2 separate regions of the Homo sapiens genome follow, and region 2 is linked to region 1. The links are chromatin loops, found by intact Hi-C in ENCODE. Cell type or tissue: IMR-90. All regions are shown on one strand. Links, peaks and the distances in the headings refer to the core of each region. The heading gives the core; the rest is flanking DNA.

Region 1 (8,348 bases), core at 338-8,337:
GCTTAAGCTTTCTTTCTGGCCACTGCTGTGTCTCATAATCATCACTCATGTCCATTGGAAAGTTCTTTTCTGAATTCAAGGCATAGGGCTTATTTTCTTTTGGTGCAGACTGAGGCTCATTTTCAGCCTGTCTCAAAGCTTCGAGTATTATTCTCATCCAGTCTTCTTCACTCAGTGAATCCCTCTCGGGCAAGTGGCTTTCATCGCCATTTTCTTTTTGCTGAAGGGGGACAGAGACACCTTGGTAGGGATTATAATCTGGGCTGCTTTCTTCCTTATGAGCTTGTTGTCGGAGGTTTTCTATGTACTCCAAAGCCCTGATCATTTCAGGACTGGGAAACTTTTGGACATTTTCCAACCTGAGGTCTGGTTCTTTCTGAAGCAGCTGGTTTCTCTGAAATGAAGCTGCTTCAGCCCCAGAGATGAGGAAAATTAAAGGGATAAGAGACAGGGCTGCTCCAAGCCAGTGGGTCTTTGCTTCAGCCATGTTTGAAAGATTTCCTTAAAACATAAAAAATATGAGTTACACAAATGAAACAAACTAGAAGACACTATAGCAAAAGAAATAATTGATCATTGAGGTGAGGAAAAAACATAGTAGATATTATTTCACATTAAGCTTAGGATAACTCTTTTTAAAAATTCATGAATATTTTCCACATGATTCCCACAAGCAAACCACAGGAATCTTTAGCAAAATTATTACTCATTCACCAAAAACTTGCATAGCATTCTCTTAGTTAAAACAACAGCAAAAACACTGATATGAGATTTCTTAAATTTTATTTTTTCATTTACAGAACTTGTAGTTTGATGTTTAGTACATGTTGTTTCTCTATAATAAAGCAGCAAATACTTCCCAAGATGTTTTAATTATTTTATATATTGAAGTCTATTGGCAAAATAATGTGTTGGCTTAATTTAAAACATGCATTTACACATACGCGCCCACAAATTATGTCCTTAAAGTTGTGTCAAAAAACATGTGGTTTATTTCCTGAAATGTCCATCTAATTTTGTTGCTGAAACACAGCTGCAGTTACATGACCATATATGACAAAGTAATACTTTTATATGTCAATCATACCGAATTACCTTCTGGGGAGTCCTATCCAGATATATTTTTCAGAAATAACTTGTTCTCAATCTGATACCGAATCCAATGATCCATAAATAACCTCCAGAACACGGGTCTTCTCAGATTCCAGCCAGTAGACTAAACCAATGAAGTTTCTTTTTGTGTGAACGTGCTAAACCAATAAAGTGTTTTAAAATCTCTTTGCTTCATATTTCTTCTAATAATTTATATTATGACTGTCTTGCAAAATGCAATTGTGGTTATACTTTTCATCAGCCCTTCAGAGTGTATAGTAAATAATAACAGATGCTACAGAGAGAACATAAGTTTTTTTAGCTAGTCTATTTCTGAACTTGTGAGTGTTCAGATTCAGTTTGTCTTCTGTCTGTGTCTATTTTGGTATGGACCTGTGAAATCTTAAATCACTCATACTGTTTAGAAAAATCTTAAAATAACCACTATGTAAATCCCAATTCAAATAAACACAGATGATGTGCTGAATTCTTCCTACTTAAAAATCTCCATTCATTATTTCCTCCGATGCCTTAAAATCTTACATAGGAATTAGGAAGAGGATTAGTTTTTATGTGTTTTACATTTAATATTGCTAACATTGAAAAAACTATTTTAATATTGGCTATTTTGTTGTAAACAAAATGAATGTAAGAGGAGTTTACAAGTTTGTTCATATCTTTACCAGATCATGGTTTTGTGATAGATAAGCTAAGTTATATGTATACAATTTTCTGTTAGCTTAGACATCAATTGTAGAAAATACCATTGTTCACAAGATCATATTGATGATTTTGTTTCCAGTTTTTTAGAGCCCAATAATGGCTTAGTTATGAAAACATTTTAGCATACGTATATACCTATTTAAATGATTCACGTTTACCAGAGTACTTAATTTATTGAAAGAAACATCTTGAAAGGCATTTGAGAGGATACTTCCAAAATATTTATTATAAATACATGTTTACTATAAGTAATTTTATTCATAAAATAATGAGGTTCAAATAAAAATACATTATGCACTCTTGTTTATATTATTTCAGGATTAATGTAGCTTTGGTAATCAACTTTCAACATTGGCATTTGAAATAATAATCTTAAAAACCTTACTGAACTTATTTTTTTTGAAGCCACAATACTGAAATAGTCTTAACATGTGGATTATATGCTCATCTTTAAAATCATTATCTTGGAACTGCACTTTGCTGTAAAGTTGAAGCAGACTACTCATTGCAGTTGTTTAAACCACAGCCTAAGAAGTGCTACCCTTTGCTTAACTATTCAGCTTCAGTTTGAATGACATAGTTATTGCCTTTGAGTGAGACCCAAAGGATTCTTTTCCCAGGTAGCAGCTCTTTCAAGTAGTAAAGATGTTTCAACAGCTCTACTATTCTATATGGGGTTTGATTTAAAATTGAATTTTCTGAAATCCAAATAATTAGAACATTATTTTTCCCCTGATAGCTATCATTAAAATCTCTCAAGTTAAAATGTCTTTTCTGTTGAATTCAGGCTAGAGCATTGACACATGCAGGTGACTATATGTAATTTAAGCAATTCAACTAGTTGGGATACAGAAAAAATGAAATACTTGTCCCAGACAAAATCTTTAGCAACATATTGAACATCCTCTTTAAATCAAATTATAGCAATAACAATAACAATTTACAAAGTTATGAGTATTTTCATCATGTATTCAAAATGATCATTTCTCTGTAATTCATGGTCACAGCCAAATTACAACCCAAGATAATATTTTGCCCTGGAAAAAGGAAGAATCCAGTGTTCAGGAAAATCCTAAGTTAACATCTTAGAACTAAAATTAGGAGATAATAATGTAAGCTCTTTCAAATATACAAGTTCAGAAAAGAATTTTATGTGGTTAGTTAATTCAGAGCTCTTGTAAGATAAATATCAAAGAAAAAAAACCTAGTTCCAAAATGGGTTGCCTTTATGACTAACATGCTTGACAGCCTTTGTATCATTGGAAACCTACTGTTAAGAATATTAAACATATAAATTATACCCCTGGCTTCGTATCTGGCTCTTAGTGGCAGAAATAATAAATTTTGGAAAGAAACAAGATATTGGGCTTGGTTAACTTTACATTAATCTGTGTATTGACACTAAAATCCTTAACTTTTTCACTCTTTTTTATATGATTATCTAAGTAACATTCTGGTTAGTAAATATCCAACATCAAGTAGTATAAAGCATAGACCCGATCATGTATATACACATATGTAGTGTCCTTACATTGGCTGATGAGCAGCAGGTTGCTATTCAGTTATCCTATCGACATAAGCTTGCCAAACAGTCTTTTTCTTCTCAGCTAGGAATTAAAAGAAGAGCATGCAATTTGGAACTTTCCAATAAATCAAAGAGAAAAGCAGCCTTACCTCTTTTTGTTTATATGGCAGAGGAGCTCCACAGCATATTCCTCCCCGTTCTCCGGGCGAGCTTCTCGGGCCGTTTCAGCACACGGACAGCTCCTCTGCTTATAGGGAGCCGCTGCGCCTGACTCCGCACTGCCACACTGACGTCACCGGGTTCAGCCACAAACCCCAGCACAAGCGAGGTTTTTCAAAGAACCAAGAGAAAATAATCACTTTATATTTAAAAAAAAAAAAAAAGAAAGAAAGAAAAGAAAAGAAAAAAAAGTTGCATGCTTACGCCACCTGTCTTTTTGTGGCAAAAATTGCAGTTTTCCTTTTTCTTTTATCAAAATCTTTGAGACGGAATAAACTGCTCTGCACGATTTCTCTTACAAAGAAAGAAATGTGTGTCAGACAGACATGGCTAATTGCAAGACAATCTCATCTATGTTCTAGCAACTTGTTATAATAGTTTCTTGGTGTCACTGTTGTAATTGTTGTCGTCGTTGTAAGAAAGTTTTACAGACAAGGATTATTTTTTCATCTTTGCCCACAAAGAAATTACATTACCATTTCCTGTTATAACCAAGATGAATGGAGGACACATTATAAATATGAAAGGCCATATTTCTTATCATGACCACAGCCATCATTCTTTTAAAATCATATTTATTTGAATAAAACAGAGAGTTCTCTCTCTTTTATATGAGAGCCAACTTTAATAGCTTATATAGTTTTTTAAATGGGTATTTATCAGACTTCAAGCTTAGTAGCTAATAATTCTTTATATCTCTGTTACTGTCTTTCACAATATCTGATCTCAGAAAGGGAAGCTCAGAAGTTGAGTGCTGATGAAAATACTTTCATCTACTTAAAAAAAAAGTCTTTTCACTGTTTGGGAAAAATGTGACACATACGTAACTAGAATTCATTTGCAATCGAAAGGAAGTTGTACTATAAATATTTCCCTTCTCCTGTTGAATCAGATGAGTTGAATACCTTCCATGAATGTGAACAATCCAGGGAATAATACAGCAATTAACTTTCAACCTCTCAGATTTATAATTCATAATCATTCCTCTGCCTTACCAGATAACCTGATTATATATTTCAATAATTTATATGGATATAAATTTTAAACTTTATTTTATTAAAGATATGAGTTTCTAAAAACTGTATATGTTGACATATACTTTAAGAATGCAACAGAATCTTGCCATATAAGAGATCCCATGTGTTTCTGCTAAATGAACAATCAGCCACTGACTCAATAAATTGTAATACCTACTAGGTGCCAGATACATTGCTAAATGCACAATTGTTAACTAATACAAAAATAAGTGATTTTTTTGCCTTTGATGAGCCTTTCAGCTAATGGGGATGACATGCAAATAAACACATAATTTTCATATAAATTGGAAAGCATCAATAGAGAGGTTAGCTAGCAGTGTTTGGACCATTTGGATAGCCAATGGGTTCAACCTAGAAATTCAGGGGGAAACAATGTCCTGGAATAAAAGGCCTAAGCTGAGATTTCTCACTATCAGGTTTTCTTACAAGGATTTCTAACTATGTTAGTACTTTTGAATTCCTCGAAAAAATAGGAAATGGCTTAAAGTCTTACAGAAAAAATCTTGGAAAAATGTGCCTCGATTCTCCCTATTTGGTTTTCCTAAACGACTAGGAGATCATCATTTGTGGATTGATATGAATTCATATACACTCAGACTGGGGTTATATGTCCAATTCATCCAACAAATTTTGCCTCATAGTGGTTTTTTAGGGCATGATCAAATGCTGGGTTGAAGAGACCTAAATATGACCCATTTCTCAAGCATCATCTCAATGACACCAGCTCATTCACTGACATCCTTAGCTAAGATTGCCTTAAATCTTAACAAAGCCCTGGCTAGCTGCTCCAAGTTTGACCTAATTTTCTGTCCAGCAGTTCTGTGTGACCAGTTCAACTAACCAGTATCAACGCAGCTTTAGAAAACTCTGCAATTATTCTTAAAATGTTGAGTTTGTTCAGCATAGGTCTCAAAAGCCCTCCAGAAAGTCATCCTGACTAGGCTAATTCATTTATGTGGAACTAAACTTTTTGGCAAGAACCAGAAGCTACGGTTCTTCTAAAGCCCCAGAGTCAACATCTTGCCTGGAAATATCTTCAATCATCCAAAAGACATGCAAAACCTCATTCAAAATCTCCAAGTAGATGTGAGATGCCAGGAGGCTGTTGCTGGGATGGATTGGCTCCACTAGGCTCAAGATGTGGGTAGAACAATAAGCCATTGTGGGCTATTGAATTTCTGCCTATCTTATGAGACTATGATAAATACCTCTCACTTACTGAGTTCTGTTATGATCCAAGCACTGTACTTGGAACCTAATTTAATCCTCCGGACAACTATAACAAGTAGGTATTTTTATCTCCATTTTACAGATGAAGAAACTAAAGCTCAGAAATAAGTAAGTTGCCCACTATTTTGACTTATAATTGGTAGAGCTAGAATTTGTATTTAAGTCCATTCTATGATATTTCTACAATAAAAACTATGATTCAGACACTGCTAGAGATGGAAATACAGAAATAAATATGGGATGGATTTAATCATTAAAGACCCAAGTCCAGAATTTAGTTTCTTTGACAAAAACCCCCAGTTGTCCAGTTGCTTTTCCTGGTCTAAGAAAAGCAAAGGCATAGGCCGGGACTTCTATTTGGGGCAGCACCAATGGAAAGCAAGAATAAACATTAGATCACAGCCTTGATGCTATGGGGCATACATCTTCCAAATAAGAGAACAGTTGCTGAATTAGGAAAATTCTATTCACCAGCCTGTTTTTTCAAAATCAAACTCCCCAAACATATTTTTTAACTTTCAAGTTCAGGGGTACATGTGCAGGTTTGTTACATAGGTAAACTTCTGTCATGGAAGTTTGTTGTACAGATTATTTCATCACCCAGGTATTAAGCCTACTACCCATTAGTTATTTTTCCTGATCCTCTCCCTCCTCCCACCATCCACACTCTGATAGGCTGTGTCGTTCCCCTCTTTGTGTTCATGTATTCTCATCATTTAGCTCCCACTTACAAGTGAGAACATATGGTATTTTGTTTTCTCTTCCTGCATTAGTTTTTTAAAGATAATGGCCTCCGCCTCTATCCATGTCCCTGCAAAGGACATGATCTCATTCTTTTTTTGGCTGCATAGTATTCTATGATGTATATGTGCCACATTTTCTTTATCCAGTCTGTAATTGATGGGCATTTAGGTTGATTCCACATCTTTGCTATTGTGAATAGTGCTGCAATGAACATACACATGCATGTGTCTTTATAATAGAACAATTTGTATTCCTTTGGGTATATAACCAATAATGGAATTGCTGGGTTGAATGGTAGTTTACATCTTTGAGGAATCACCACACTGTCTTCCACAATGGCTGAACTAATTTACACTCCCACCAACAGTGTATAAGCATTCCTTTTTCTCCATAACATTGCCAACATCAATTTTTTTTGTTTTTATAGATTTTTCAATGTGTTATATTTAACATATTTCCAAAAGTCACTAATTTTTTGCCAGTAGTTATTTGTTCTAAAGGGAGCTATTTCTCAAATAGAAATGTATTTGGAGAAGAATTTAAAATGATATATATATATATATATATATACACACACGTATATGTACACACACATATATATATATCAATAGTTTGTTGACATAAAATATTTTAGAGCATGTATAAAACATTAAAATAACCTATAAATCTTTGTATCACTGAACCTGTTTCAAGGAATTATTTAAGCATGCCTTACAAAATTTTAATTTTCTTGTTAGATCTAAATTGCCAACTATCATCACCGCCAAGAAACGAATCTCTATATTGTGAACGTTTTCAGAATAATTATGTACTATGTATGAAAATGGATTTTTAGAAAATTAGCTTGCATCCTCACCAGGGTGCTGTTAATTTCAAGTTAATCATTCACAATTTAACGTTAAGTAATTAGAACAGATGAGTTTGTTTTTATGACCGGATTTTCTTAAATCTTGGTCATTTTATTCTTTGTTATTCAATTTCATATTTTATCTAGACAAGATTTTGATTTCTATCATTCATACAAGCAATCCTCTACCTTAGTAATCTTTTCATTTGAAACTTCTCGCTCTTACACTCCATTACACTTCTCATTTTGTTTCAATTTATATGGAAGCAATTGAGATCCAGAAGGCCAATGTGTCTTGTTTCTCCTTTTTCTCTTGTCTGCTTCTTCCCTGTCTCTAACTGCCTCCCTGCCTGCCCTTCCCTCCCATGGAAGATCAGACTCTCACGGTGGAGTCCAGATGCAGCACGCTTCAGCTGAGGTCCTCCAGCGTTCACCTGACTGTGCCAGCAAGGAGGGTATAGTGTCTACCCCGGCCCCTCAGGGCCTTGGCTACTTGTCCTTGCTCAGTCCTCACCTGCCTGCCTGCCTTCTCTTCTTTTTACTTTTTTTTCTTTACGCTCCTTGTTTACTCTTTACCACCTTTATCTTTTGCTTCCAAAATTTAAATTCCATTCTCTTAGTTGTAGTGCGCTTTATTAACAAATGACTGTTTTTTAACTCAGTGTCAAAGAAGAGTGAAATATTTTTCCCCTTCCCTTGCAAAGGCAGGGCCTGCCAAATTGCTGTTTGGAGAACACACAAGTCAGAAACAGGGTATACTTTATTTAATAATGTGACTGCACAGTTTCCCAGACAAAATCCACTAGGTTCTAGGAGGTAGAAACTCTGCTTTCTATTATTGTACCCTCATGCCAAAAATATGTTTGTGAATCGAGTTGAATTAAAGTTTTCTCATTCCTGCTACCAAAGCTTCACACATTTTCTCTTGGAA
Region 2 (8,348 bases), core at 279-8,278, 300 kb before region 1:
AATGTGCCACAGTAGTATTACCTACCTACATGTTGATTTGGTAGGGTTCTCTGGATAATCTTCCTTTTTGAAATGTAGATTTCCAAGAAAAAGCTACTGTGGACTGAGAGTTTATTCCTTTAGTCACCAGGTTGTCTCCTAACTTCCATAGAGCTTGTAAACTTATGTTATCAGGAATGTGGTAGAACTTTACTACAGTGCAGTAATTGAAATATCAATGAAAATATCATAACTGAATTGTAATGGTGTAATTGGTTATGGTGAGGTAAAATGGAAGGGTCATTGGGTTTCTTGGCTTATATGTGTGTAGCCACCCTTGATAAGTGCTAAGCTTACACTCAGTTATCCCATAAAGGGAAGAAAAGCGGGTTCATTCCTGAGGCAGCAGCCTGGGGTTATAGGGCCTAAGTTTAGTCTATGACATTGCTCCTACCTTTGCTGAACACACAAGCAGCTGGAGTAATACCAAGAAGCCTCCATTTCTCTCCATGATCCTGAATATTTCGTGCCTGGAGTGGTGAGAATTATAATTCCGCTGCTCCCCAAATTCTGGGGTGGCAGAAGTAGCCTTAGGAGACTGTCCTCTTTTGTTCTCTTATGTTGTATCTATTTATTCTCTGTAATGAAGGGCTCACTTAAAGGGAAAAGATTACCCTTAAATGTACCTTTAGAACTGGGAAACTAGTTTTGAACTTGATTAAAACATGTGTATTCTGTTTTACAGTTTTCACACCAGTTGTCCAATTGGATCCTCATAGGAACTCAATAATATAAGCAGAAAGGTGTGAAAATAAATTTAGAGTGAATTTATAAGTAACTCACAATTCTCTTTCTCTAATAATGGCACTTCTACTCTAAAGGGAAAGCTATGTCTGAAGCATGCTTTAGAAGTTTCATCTGGAGACCCAAAGCAGAGAACAATAGTACCAAGCTAATTTCCACATTCTAAAATACAGTGCCAGGTCACCAGTGAAGCATTATCAAGGGGGTAGCCTGAAACTGGTTCTGCAACTCCCATATTTTAGCCCCAGGTATTATTTTCTTAAAATGAAGAACTTATTTAGGGGGGAGATTAATGGTGGAAACCCCTTTGAAGAGAGTTCTTATTGAAACACTCTCTGCTCCCCAGATGAAGGGCACACTTATGGAACCACTTGGAGAAACAGGTGTGTCTCCAGGGCTAGATACAAGGACAGCTGCTTGACTTCATCTTCAGATGTCTGAGCATGAGAGGCTAGCTGGAACTGCTTTGATAGCAGAGCATGTAGGAAGGGATTCTCTGGGTGTAAATTAAGTTGCACATATGCATTAGTTCATTTTCTGTTGCTTATAACAGAATATCTAAAACTGAGTAATTTATTTTTAAAAAGGAATTTATTTCTTACACGTGTGAAGGCTGAGAAGTCCAAGGTTGTGTGGGGCACATCTGTTGAGGACCTGCTTACTGGTGGAGACTCTCTGCAGAGTCCCAAGGTGGTACAGGGCATCATATGGCAAGGGAGCAGAGCGTGCTTCTCAAGTGTCTTTTCATTTTTCTGTAAAGCCACGAGTCCCACTTCCATGACAATCCAATTATCCATTAATCTATGAATGGATTAATCCATTCATGAGGGCAGAGCCTTCATGACCCAATCACCTCATAAAGTTCTCCCTTTTTAATACTGTCACATTGGGGATTTAAATGTCAACATCGTTTTAAAGGGACAAATATTTAAACCACAGCAACATGTATCAGTGGCAAGCTAAGAATGTAGGATTTTCCTTCAAACCAATGGATCAATGATAATAGCAGGACTGTAATTATCTTAAAGGAGCCTCCACCTAAGAGGCTATGATGATTGATTTTATGTGTCAACTTGACTGGGCCACAGGGTGCCCAGACATTTGGTCAAACATTATTCTTGATGTATCTGTGAAAGTGTTACCATTTGATTTTGTAGACTGAGTAAAGAAGATGTCCCTCCCCAGTGTGAGTGGGCTTCATCCAACCAGTTGAAGACCCAAATAGAACAAAAACGCTAAATAAGAGGGAACTCCTTCAGCCTAACTGCTGGAATTGGACATTGGTGTTTGCTTGCCTTTAGACTCAAACTGAAAAATTGGCTCTTCTTGGGTCTTGAGCCTGCCAGTCTTCTAACTGAATCTTACACCATTTGCTCTGCTGACTGCAGGTCTTGGAACTTAGCCTCCATAATCATGTGAGACAATTCCTTACAATAAAGCCATCTATCTGTCTATTATCTATCTATCTATCTATCTATCTATCTATCTATCTATCTATCTATCTATTCACCCACCCACATATATATCTCCTACTCTGGAGAACCCTGACTAATACAGAGGCCTATCTAGATGGCTGCACTGCTGGGAACCAGGGTTTGAGGGAGAGACTATAGATAGTTCCTGTGCTGGGGTAGTTTTCCTGTGAGGTTGGATCATCAAAGAACCCAAAAAGCACTCTTTGAGAGTAGACACCTACCACTTCCAAAGTCAGATTGTAATGTCAAGAAGATTCTTCTCTTTCCCACTAATTCTTCTTCACCTCTGCAGCTGACTAAGGAGGAACAAGAAACAGCAGCTAAAGGACAAGAAAGTAAGGGAAGATAGGAAGAGAGAATGGAGAAATTTTAAATTAGAAGTGAGTTTTAGAGTTTGATATTAAATTACACTGAACATTTTAATATCTGTAAGTCATCAGAAAAGACATGAAATTTTCTCCAGTTTTCTCCCAGGTGGGAAGCAATGATTCATGGAGTGGGATTAAGGCAGCAGTGGTGAGATAGAATAAAATTGCTTTCTGCTTGTAGCTTTGAAGTACAATTTAACACCATGGTTACATTTTTATTGCATGAAGCTGTTCCTTTGACTCAAATGACTGAACGAATGAAAAATGGATCACAACTTGAATGGATGGCAATTAAATTTTGCATCCTACTAATTTATATTTGGTATAAAGATGGCATTCTTGACTAGTTCCTTGAGTAAAAGAGAAGCAGAGAAGTGGTTCTGCAGAGGGAAAAGATTGCAGCAGATCAGTGTAGAGAAGCACAGTTGAGACACAAAGATGAAGACTTGTCTTCTGATGGCTTCAAGTTCCTGTTTTCAGCCTTAAACTGATATTGGTTCATGAGATACTGTATCCTTCCAGTAAATGCATCTTTTTTTTTTCCTTAAACTTGTTGATTTGTTACCTATTACTTGTAACCAAGAGATATGCTACCAATACAGACAGGTACTACTCTCATTTTACAGATAATCTGAATAAGCTCTGTATTAGTCCATTCTCATGCTGCTATAAAGAACTGCCTGAGAATGGGTAATTTATAAAAGAAAGAGGTTTAATTGGCTCGCAATGCCGCATGGCTGGGGGGAGGCCTCAGGAAACTTACAATCATGGTGAAAGGGGAGGCAAACACATCCTTCTCCACATGGTGGCAGCAAGGAGAAGTGCTGCGTAAAGGGGGAAAACCCACTGTAAAACCATCAGATCTCAGAGAGCTCACTCACTATCACCAAAACAGCATGAGGATAACTGACCCCATGATTCAATTATCTCCCTCCAGGTCCCTCCCCCCACACTTGGAGATTATGCTAACTACAAATCAGGATGAGATTTGGGTGGGGACACAGCCAACCCATATCAGAATCAAAGAGAGCAGAATTACCTGTGGATACATAGTAGAAATGATATATTCAGAAACTAGAGAGCAGTCATTATGATGCTACTAAAACTTGTCAGGCTATATTGTAGATACTGATGATATAACAATGAACAAAATAAAATTTGTGTAGAGTGTGAGAGAGAGAATGATGTCTTTAAGATCTGGGGCTTGAACCAGTGAGTGAATGAATATGCCAACTACTGAGATGGGGAATGCTGAGACGGAATGGGATTTTTGGGGGTGGACAATCAGGAACTCTGCTTTTGTCAAGTTGATTTTAAGATGTTTATTAGATGTTCAAGTGGAGATGGATATGAGTTAGTTACAGAGAGTGTTTGGAGTTGAAATTAGCTGATTGGGAGAATCTTGATAATATTTAAAGCCATGCAACTGGATAAAATTATGTAGAGAATGACTAAAGACAGAGAAGAAGTTTCTAAGGCACCCCAACAGGTGGAAATTAAGAAAATGAGTAAGATCTAGCAAAGGAGACTCAGGGAGTACACACAGTGAGGTGGAAAGAAACCCAGAAACTAAGTAAAGATAGGAGATACAGATGAACTGTATCAGTGACTAAATGGCTGCTTCTAGGTGAAATAAAGTAAAAACCAGAAAACTGACCATTGGATTTGGTGGTGTGGGTGTCATTAGTAAACTTGACAGGAGTAATTTCAGTGACAACACATGCAAAGTTGGGTGAGAAATTACAAACTGTAATTTGTCTTTTCATACACTTCTATCTTGGAACTATTGAGATCGAGGAACTAAATTGGATGTCTTGATTACTGAAATTATGTTCCAAGACCTGTCTGACCAAATGTTTTTATATCAAGCCATATAAAGTTCTAGATCTCTGATATAAACATTGTTATTGTGTTTAAATAAACAAAGAGATTGATCATAAATATTTATGAGATTGTAATAGGCATAGAAAAAATTATTTACCAGAAACAAAAGGTTTCTTACTAGCACTGAGAAGGAAGAGCGTCTTTTTTTGGACTCCCGCATTTCCCTTATATAAACTCGGGTTTTCAACTGTCCTCTGACACATATAATTGTCTGGCCAAGCCTGAGAGCAGTGGGGATAAATCTTTGATTAGAGATGGTTCAAAGAGAAGTGAAGGAGAATGGTGCCATCATATAGACTTTTTTTGAGAAATTTTTGTTATGAAAGGGAGCAGAGATTCGGTCCAGTAATTAAAGGAAATTTTCAGGTCATGGAAGTTGTTTTTAAGATGGAAGATATTACAATAATCTTTGTGTGAGGATGGACATGATGCACTAGAAAGAGAAATATTGATGGATGGGTACAGTGCTTGCCTTGGCCCCACAAAGCCTATCATAGGAGCTCTTCCAATGGATATCAGCTATGTATCTGGCCTAAATCCAACTGACCTGCAGCAAACCACATCAATAGATTCCAAGGATGTTGGAACGTGATGCTGCTATTGAGCGAGTTCAGTGCAGCCATCTGCCCAGACTTCAGGAATTAACCTGAAAATACCTTGTATTTTCATTTTTATTGATTAATATTTTAATTAAGAATAAATTAATTATCCAATAGTAGCTCGTATTAAAGAGCCATGCTCCATCACTTTGTGTCTCTTTAATACAAGCTACTACTAGAAAATTAGTGTATTATTTTTAGTTTGGTGATTAACTACAGTAGATCATCAAAGGTCTCCTTTTCTTAGGAATCTGAAATAATCATTATGCTTATGAGATAAGTGTGTATGAGAGTGATTTGAAACAGTTTTGGTAGTCACATTACAAAAGACTGATATGTCAGTCCTTCGACACATATTTTCTTTCTAGTGTTCCTTCTCCAGCCTAAAATTAGTTCATGTTTTATATACCAAGAATTATAGCATGGAAAATGCCAATATTAACTAAGCTAGAATTTGGTTTTATTGGTGAACTAATCCTAAACCACTCCATGTTCTAGATAATCTTGGTCTTCAGAAACTCTATATTGATATGAGACCAAATCCCTTACGTGGCTTTTCATGTCCCGATTCAGTGATCTCTAGTTGGCTACCTTCAGTTTTTTTTTCTTTTTTTGAGATGGAGTCTCACTCTGTCGCCCAGACTATAGTGCAGTGGTGCAATCTCAGCTCACTGCAACCTCTGCCTCCCGGGTTCAAGCAATTCTCTGTCTCAGCCTCCTGAGTAGCTAGGATTACAGGTGCCCACCACCACGCCTGGCTAATTTTTGTATTTTTAGTAGAAACGGGGTTTCACCATCTTGGCCAGACTGGTCTTGAACTCCTGACCTTGTGATCCACCTGCCTGGGCCTCCCAAAGTGCTGGGATTACAGGTGTGAGCCATTGCGCCCAGACTACCTTCAGGTTTATATTCTTGTAGAAAAAAAGTTGAATAGGAATGGATTTAGAAGGCATGTATCTGGCTGGGCATGGTGGCTCATGCCTGTAATCCCAGCACTTCTGGAGGCTGAGGCGGGTGGATCACCTGAGGTCAGGAGTTCAAGACCAGCCTGGCCAACATGGTGAAACCCCGTCTCTACTAAAAATACAAAAATTAGCCAGGTGCGGTGGTGGGCGCCTGTAATCCCAGCTACTCAGGAGGCTGAGGCAGGAGAATTGCTTGAACCCAGGAGGCGGAGGTTGCAGTGAGCCAAGATCGCGCCATTGCTTTCCAGTCTGGGCCACAGAGTGAGACTCCGTTTAAAAAAAAGAAAAGAAGGTATATACCTTCCCATTTTCATAAATCCCACCATTTTCTATTATGTCATCTTTGGCTGTGTCATGTAGTTGTGGTTCCTGTTTAGTCCACATAGGCATTTGATTTCATGACCTTTGCATAAAATGAAATAATCTACCGAGGTTTGCATTTTTCCTAGCAGGAAAAAACATTCTATTCAGATAATTCAACTGAAGAGAATACATTCAGGTATTACTTAAGACATGAGGGTAAGAATAAACGACTGAAAAAAAGAATGATTAAGTGCTCAGAGGCTGGAAACAGAGGGAGGCCGTTACCATCCATAGGCCTGAGGGCCAAGAGGAGCAAATAGTATCCCCAGAGCCCAGAAGGTGTGAGAGCTGTGGAGGAGGGAACCACAGTGCTGAAATGGGGTCGGGGTACTCAATTCCCCTTTTCTCTGCTTTAAGATCTCCCTCCTATTGGGAGTCACACCTAGCCAGAAGCCAGTCCAACAAGGGAACACCAATGCAGCTCATAACGGTGAGCTGCTTGGGACCCAGAGGTTACAAATGGGGAAAAACAAGTCTGAATGAAACACAAGCTTAAGACACATGCTCACAGATATTCACAGGTGTGTGTGTGTGGAAGACCACTGGACAACTTTGCCATTGAGAATAATCTGTATTTCCTGAATTCGATAGCTCTGTATATGTTTAAATCCTAGAGATTTCAAAGTAATAAGAACCAGAAGGTATCTGCCATACACAGTGCCCACAGTATGAGCTGACACTGAGAATTCAAAAGAGCTGAAACTCTACCTTACTTACATGGAGGTTTAACTGCTGATGCAACTCCTGAGGTTCTAGCCCAGATCAAACCAGAGGAGCCTTGTCTTGTTCTGGCTGATGGTGCTGAACTGGGCAGCTAAATTTGCCCACCTCAGTGTGCCATTTGGTTTATTCCAGAATCTACCTGGTATTTCCAGGTTTGAAGGATCACCCAGGACAGGGCTAATATCATCTGGAACAGTTCCTCCTTACACTGAATTTTTACTCTTTAGACCTAGAAACATACAAAGTTGGGTGAGAAATTACAAATTGTAATTTGACTTTTCTACAGTTCTATCTTAGAACTATTGGCATTGAAGAACTAAATTGGATGTCTTGATTACTGAAAGCATGTTCCAAGACCTGCCTGATCAAATGTTTTTATATCAACCCATATAAGGTTCTAGAGCTCTGAAATAAACATTGTTATTTTGTTTTAAAAAGCCAAAGGAATTGATCATAAATATTTGTGAGATTCTAATAGGCATAGGAAAAAATATTTACTATACAAAAGGTTTTTCATTAGCACTGAGAGGGAAGACAGTCTTGTTTTGGACACTAGCATTTACCTTGTATAAACTTGGGTTTTCAACCATCTCTGACACATATAATTGTCTGGCCAAGACTGAGAGTTTTTGCCAAACATTGCTTACTTGAATGGATATTTCTTACAGATTTCACAAAATTCAATACATTCTTTGTTACCATCTTGTTTGCAAAGCAGGAATTGTCCCAGAGCTATTACGCCTCCTGGTTAAATTGGAGAGTTCAATAGTTTCTCTGATCCAACATCCTAAAGGCATCCCCTTGGCAGCGGATGTGCTGCAAATGTTCCCTAATGAGTTAACATCTAAGTTATGCTTTATCAATTAGTCTTGCTATACGTGACCCTCTTGTGAGTATAAAAAATGTTTTCCAAATTCACTGGTACATCTAAAGGAAGATTGTTTTTGTTTTGTGGATGCAAGATGTCAGCGGTGTGAAAGGGGGAAATCACATATCAGTTTAACTCTGTAATGGTTTTATTTTCTTAATCTGCTATTTGAAGAAATCATTTTAAAAAAAAACCTACACTAACTTGAAAGTCTATATTAGATGTTATTATTCAATGTGACCCTTGGGTGCATTTGCCAAAAATAAGTTTGATTTTCTACATTTGCAAATACGCTAAAAGTAGGAAAATTAAACCATCCA

Evidence for each region. A loop is a pair of places that touch in the nucleus more often than their neighbours do. Peaks named below come from ENCODE experiments on the same cell type or tissue, not always from the same donor. Only the 100,000 strongest peaks of a DNase experiment are listed, where the experiment ranks them.
Region 2: it touches region 1 in a loop (3-fold over the local background); 3 of 110 quality-filtered maps call a loop at or near these places.

Annotation. Positions count from the first base shown.
Region 1 is chr2:223,598,796-223,607,143 of GRCh38, forward strand. SCG2 (secretogranin II) reads right to left here and starts at 3,566. Exons shown (of 2, transcript NM_003469.5): 1 at 3,490-3,566; 2 at 1-501. The coding sequence starts at 487. In IMR-90, for the core only: a CTCF peak has its summit at 3,771; DNase peaks (open chromatin) are centred at 386, 686, 3,626 and 4,386; H3K27ac peaks cover 612 bases.
Region 2 is chr2:223,303,147-223,311,494 of GRCh38, forward strand. No RefSeq gene overlaps it. Among named protein-coding and RNA genes, the nearest start is that of KCNE4, 260 kb to the left of the region's middle. In IMR-90, for the core only: a CTCF peak has its summit at 3,425 (motif pointing right); no DNase peak of the experiment used is centred there.